2 separate regions of the Homo sapiens genome follow, and region 1 is linked to region 2. A link is a loop called in an ENCODE intact Hi-C map of the cell type or tissue named here. Cell type or tissue: pancreas. All regions are shown on one strand. Links, peaks and the distances in the headings refer to the core of each region. The heading gives the core; the rest is flanking DNA. Region 1 overlaps XPR1 (xenotropic and polytropic retrovirus receptor 1). Region 2 overlaps XPR1 (xenotropic and polytropic retrovirus receptor 1).

Evidence for each region. A loop is a pair of places that touch in the nucleus more often than their neighbours do. Peaks named below come from ENCODE experiments on the same cell type or tissue, not always from the same donor. Only the 100,000 strongest peaks of a DNase experiment are listed, where the experiment ranks them.
Region 1: a loop joins it to region 2, with 7 times the contacts of the local background. A loop is called at or near these places in 80 of 110 quality-filtered maps.

What each region holds. Positions count from the first base shown.
Region 1 is chr1:180,636,155-180,639,082 of GRCh38, reverse strand. The region is part of intron 1 of XPR1 (xenotropic and polytropic retrovirus receptor 1); the gene reads right to left. Among named protein-coding and RNA genes, the nearest start is that of XPR1, 5.6 kb to the right of the region's middle. In pancreas, for the core only: no CTCF peak of the experiment used is centred there; no DNase peak of the experiment used is centred there.
Region 2 is chr1:180,861,613-180,864,540 of GRCh38, reverse strand. XPR1 (xenotropic and polytropic retrovirus receptor 1) reads right to left here. Exons shown (of 15, transcript NM_004736.4): 12 at 667-833. All of the region lies in intron 1 of LOC124904464 (a long non-coding RNA gene), which reads left to right. Among named protein-coding and RNA genes, the nearest start is that of LINC02816, 44 kb to the left of the region's middle. In pancreas, for the core only: a CTCF peak has its summit at 1,179 (motif pointing right); no DNase peak of the experiment used is centred there; H3K27ac peaks cover 776 bases.

The sequences.
Region 1 (2,928 bases), core at 278-2,777, 230 kb after region 2:
TCAGGCGATCTGCCTGCCTTGGCCTCCCAAAGTACTGGGATTACAGGTGTGAGCCACCATGCCCAGCCTAATTTTTAAAACATTTTCTGATCAGTCCCTATACATACCACACTTGCTTGGTGATGGGAAGAAATAGGTGACTAAATATCAGTCTGAGTAAACAACTAAGACTTTAAAGGAATATAACTTAAGTTACAAAAGTAATCCAAATTTATACAGAAGTATAAAGTAGTACAAGATTTATTTGTATTACAAAAGTAATACAAATTTATACAAAAGTAATACAAATTTATATCCATGTTCCAAGTCCTCAATCTTCAGTCTTCCCTTTCTACACCACTTTTTAATTTTAAAAATACTATGTTGACTGAAATACAAAACCAAATACACACATACACACAAATTTGGGGTGTGTGTGTTTTGGTTTTTTTCTGTTATTTTTAAGGTACTGAAAGCTAGCATTTAATGACAAATCAGCCTATAGCAAAGGAAGACTTCTATAAATTTGTGGAATGAACGAATGATTTGTAAGGTATTTGTTCATGAGCTTTCTCTGCTGGCTTCTTTTAGCATTTACTAGATAAGGAAAGACCTGAAAAGGCAAATACACTGGGCAAGAACCCTGGTGAAGTCTGACACTCTCTCATTCCCAAAGGCCACCTCAATACCAGGCAACCCACAAACCAGCTGTGGTTAATCTGTACAAGTTGGGCAAAGTCTTCCAAACTTTTATTATGTCAAATCCCTATTTAAAAAAAGTTTTATTATGTATCTCCAATATATGCATATTTATTTATTAATTATACCCATCTGTATCTGTGTACAATGTAAAACAAAATTGTTTAAAATAGAAGTTTTAAAAAGATGACACAAGGATGAAATAATTTCTACCTTTCATTTATGAACAGTACAAAAATATTTTTGATCTAAGAAATTATCAATAACAATGCTTTGAGAGAACATAACTGAAAAGTTTCATTTTTTTAATCTTCATTAAAAAAACAAAAAAGTTTTTTAAATAAATAAAACCTTCATTTAACATTTTATGATACAGTGTTTCAAAGGTCCAGTTCAAAGTTCAGGATTCATTTGATTTTGAAACTTAATTAATGGCTATAAACTGAAAAAACAGACCTTACAAAGGCAGAATACTCATAATATATACACTTACAGTCAAGTTCATTGTGACTGACAGTAGATGTAAAACCTTACTTCAAAGAGTTAGCTTAGGCCAGGAGTGGTGGCTCATGCCTGTAATCCCAGCACTTTGGGAGGCTGAGGCAGGCGGATCACGTGAGAACAGTAGTTCGAGACCAGCCTGGCCAACATGGTGAAGCCCTGTCTCTACTAAAAATACAAAAATTAGCTGGATGTAGTTGCGCGCGCCTGTAATGCCAGCTACTTGGGAAGCTGAGGCACAAGAATGGCTTGAACCTGGGAGACGGAGGTTGTAGTGAGCTGAGATCAGGCCACTGCACTCCAGCCTGGGTGACAGAGCAAGACTCCGTCTCAGGAAAAAGAAAAAAGAATTAGCTTAATAATTTTTAAATTTTTGGCGAACTTCTTGTCAAGTCTACTAAAGTGTTATTGTTTTTATCTGTAATTTGGCTGCCAAAAAGCTAGTACTAGAAGGAGAAACCTCAGCTCTGTTGTCATTTTCTTGTTGTTCACTTGTGCTTGCATTATTGGTATTACTGTTATGGAATCTTTACAGGAGTCTTTTTAAGACATGTCTATTTCCTAGCGGTTGATTTGGCTAAAACTAGATAATAATTTATAGATTCATTTAATTATGCACCCATAACTGGATTAATGATTATCTGCCAAAGCGAACAAACAAGTGAAAAAGCCACTGGCAATCCTTCTGTTTTCTTCAGTATACCTGTGCATGACCTCCTTAGCAGGGGTACTGCATCAATCCATTTATTAAATACTAGTAAAATTGTATTTCTTCCTTTTCTTATGCATAAAAATAAGTAAAATTAACAGTTCTGTCTTCCCTTACTTTTCCTTTTTTTTTTTTTTTTTTTTTGAGATGAAGTCTTACTCTGTTGCCAGGCTGGAGTGCAGTGGCACAATCTCAGCTCACTGCAACCTCCGCCTCCCCGGTTCAATCGATTCTCCTGCCTCAGTCTCCCGCGTAGGTGGGACTACAGGCATGCACCACCACACTCAGCTAATTTTTGTATTTTTAGTAGAGATGGGGTTTCACCATGTTGGCCAGAATGGTCTCAATCTCTTGACCTCAAGTGATCCGCCTGCCTCGGCCTCCCAAAGTGCTGGGATTACAGGCGTGAGCCACCGTGTCCAGCCCCCTTACTTTTCTAATACTGTCTTCTCTTTACTCCATGGGAGTTTTGGGCACACTCCTTTGGGGCCTACAACTCAAATATACCTGAAATCCTTACCCAGCACAACTCAATCATTCTCTTAAATGCTTCCCAGATTAGGACTGAATTTGAAGCTAGGACTAAGTTTCCATGGTCACCCCAGGTCAAATAAGATTCTTAGGTTCTTATGATCTGGGCCTTCACCCAAAAGCTGATCCAAAACCAACCTTCAGGATAAACGGACAAGTATAATCTTTCCAGCATACTCACGCTGACACACTTAAAGATGATAAAGAATAGTTATAGCTTCCTGTCTTTACAACATTCATTCACTCACTTAAGAAACATTTGTAAATGCCAACCATCTCATTGACGCAATCATTTACAAGTGTTATCTTAAACACACTATACTATACTTTGATTTACAAAAGTGTCTGAAAGAAAAAGTGTGGTTTGTGCCCCATCGGGTGGCCAAACTGGATATTTCAAACAAGTTGCAGCAACTCAAGTTAAACCTACCTAATCAACATAATACCTTTGGGAAACTGAAGCCTGTAACACAAGTGTTCCCATGGGAGAGTTCTATAAATGAAAATCG
Region 2 (2,928 bases), core at 162-2,661:
GTCAGCCACTCCTTCTCCTTTGTCTTTTCATGACACTTTTCATTTAGTCAAGTATTTATTCATTCATCCCAGAAACATTAAGTCTACTATAGACCAGTAATTATGCTTGGAAGTGAAGAATATGGACACCTAAGCACATTATTATAATACAGTGTGATAACTGCTATAATGGTAGTTTATATAGGGTAAAAAAAGATTAAGATGAATAGCTGACTATGCTAGGAAAAATAAAGAAAGGCTTCTTGGAGAAAGTAACACTTAAACTGACTTTTAAAGAGGAGGAACAGGTGTTTACAAAGCAGACGAGAGAGAGTGTTTCAGACTGAGGGCATTCCATGTTCAAAAACAAATCATAAACTACAGTAAGTTATTTATTCTTCCATTCCAGTCTTTATCGCATTGTATTGCAATTTGTTTACTTATCTGAACATAGTTTATGGCTTTCCTTGAGAATGAGAATTTTACTTTGTTTTGATTTCCTATAGTACCTAGCATATAGTAAACATCTAATATATTTTTGCTGACCGAATGAATTAGTATTTTTGTTAATTATTTTTCTAATTATATTAGAGTAATATAATTAGAGGTTGGGTCTGTACTGCAACAGGATTAGCTAGTGGTATACCTAAGTTTGTTCTTTTAAACAAACACACTCTTTATACATACTTTTTGGGGGTATACAATCTCTTCCCGGAGGAAAGTGTTCTCTCCAGCATTCTTATCGAAGAGACCCCAGTCCATCTTGAGATCCCAGATGAGGGTATAGCAGGAACTGATGATATAAAAGACAATCCACAGGTAAAAGAACACCATAGTGTCCGAGTGACCTCGTTCTGAAGAAAGAAGAGGGAAAGAGAAAAGAGAAAATTACTACATTTAAGTAAAATTTTTCATTAATAACACTAATTAAAACAGATTCTTAAAATAGCTCCATAAGAAAGCAAAGCTTTAAACAGATCGTAGGAAGATCACTGTCTAACAAAGGTTAAATAATAAATATGATTTCCCTGAGGTCCAAAGCAATCATCAAACATTTATTGAATACATAACACTTACACAAATGTATAAAAGTTTTGGAGGCTCTATGCTGAATACATAAAAATCTGTATAATTGCAATGAAGGCGTCGAATGTTACAAAAGATGCAATTTTAACTTTTGCCATCAGGTGGCAGCCTAGTGCAAAATATGAAAAAGATTCCTGAAACACTACTAACAAGGAATGTGCATTTGCTTCAAGAAATTCTTGGATTGTTTTTACTTTAGAACATTTCCTTCATACACTTAGATGTTGTCCATACTTATCATGATGGCAACCAGATAATCCTAAGTCTAGATAAAATGCCCGAAAACAACAGAGTGATAAGGATTTTACCCTTAAGGATATGTATGAAAGCAAATTTCTCTCAAGTCACAAAGCAAAGTATGATATTTTAGCTTTTCTTAGAGGGTGTTTATTGATACAAAGGCCTAATTTGCTGGGAACACTATAAAGTAACCTTTGGCTTTATGCTGAAAATACTTATTATAAGGCACACTAAATGAGAATAATGATTCACAAATATAGTTATACAATTTAATCATTTCTGCTTCATATACTATCTAATGAAATTCTTCTTTGGTAAGCTCTAGAGTCCATTGTGAAATGTCTCTAGGTGTGCTATAGGTATATAACTACTAATATGGTTCTGCATCACCAGGAAAAAAAGGCGTACAAATCTAATTCAAAAAAGTTTAAATTTTGGTCAGTTTCTCAAAGATATAGAAAGTGAAGGATATATCATGCATCGTTCATAATTTTTTTCTGTTAAAATAAGCAAGTGTTCATTAACCACTTTTAGGTTATATTAATGTGTTAATAAGTACAGTATGATTTAAAGGCACCCCTTAGAAGTTTATAATCTAGAGAGTGAAACATTCATTCATTATAAATTGATAAATTTGAGCTCAAAATGAAGTATAAACAAAGGGCTATGAGAGCACCAAGGCAAATGGGAATGTTTCCAACAGTAGGAAGTAAGAGAAAGCAGCATTTGAGTTAGTTCTAGAAGGATAAATAAATAGTATTGCAAAAGTCAGGCAGATAAGGTGAGGTCATTCGAGGCTGAAGGAAGATACTGAGAAGGCAGATAATGAGAAGGTGGGGGGAAGTACAGGTGTGTTTGAGAAGCTACAAGTTACCTACATCTAGTGTAGGTGACATATAGAAGATGTGAGAGAAATGGTATGATTTAAAATGAGGCTGAAAAAGACTCATCTGGGTCTGACTGTGGAACGCCTTCGTGGGCTTTAGGATCAGATCTGTATTTTAGAAAAACAACTGGTTGGCAAATTACTTGCAATCAATTAGTTAAAAAAAAAATAGTTGCCTTGGAGCTTCAGTGTTGTGTGAACATCAGTTCTCATCAGCTTATGAGAGGCCAATTGTTAAATTTTCAGAAACTCTGGAAGCTGGTTGTCAAACTCAGTCATTATTAAAAATTAACTTACATAACTTTATAAATAGCTATATTAAAACAAAGGTAACACATACTCAAAATTCATTACTTTTTAATTTTATTAATTTTTGCTTTTATTCTCGAGGTTGGATGTATTTATTGTACTTGCATGATGGAAATACTGTATAATGCTGTGCTACTGTACATCTTTTCCTCACTCCACATTCAGTGTTATCATCTTAGTAGCTTGAAATTGGCTATAGTGGAAGTATTTACACCGTGGAAATCAGCAAACACTAGGAATCAATGCTCCTTATCCCCACTCCCACCCAAGAGCTGGTTTCTTGAACATATACTAGCACATCACTGTTTAGCTGCTTCTCTTAGAAAGGCAGTGGTAGGGAAAGAAATTGGTATTTCTTTAAATGGTCCACATGTGATTCTCATGAATAGCCCAGCTCTGATATAATCACATTTTCACATTTAAACTAT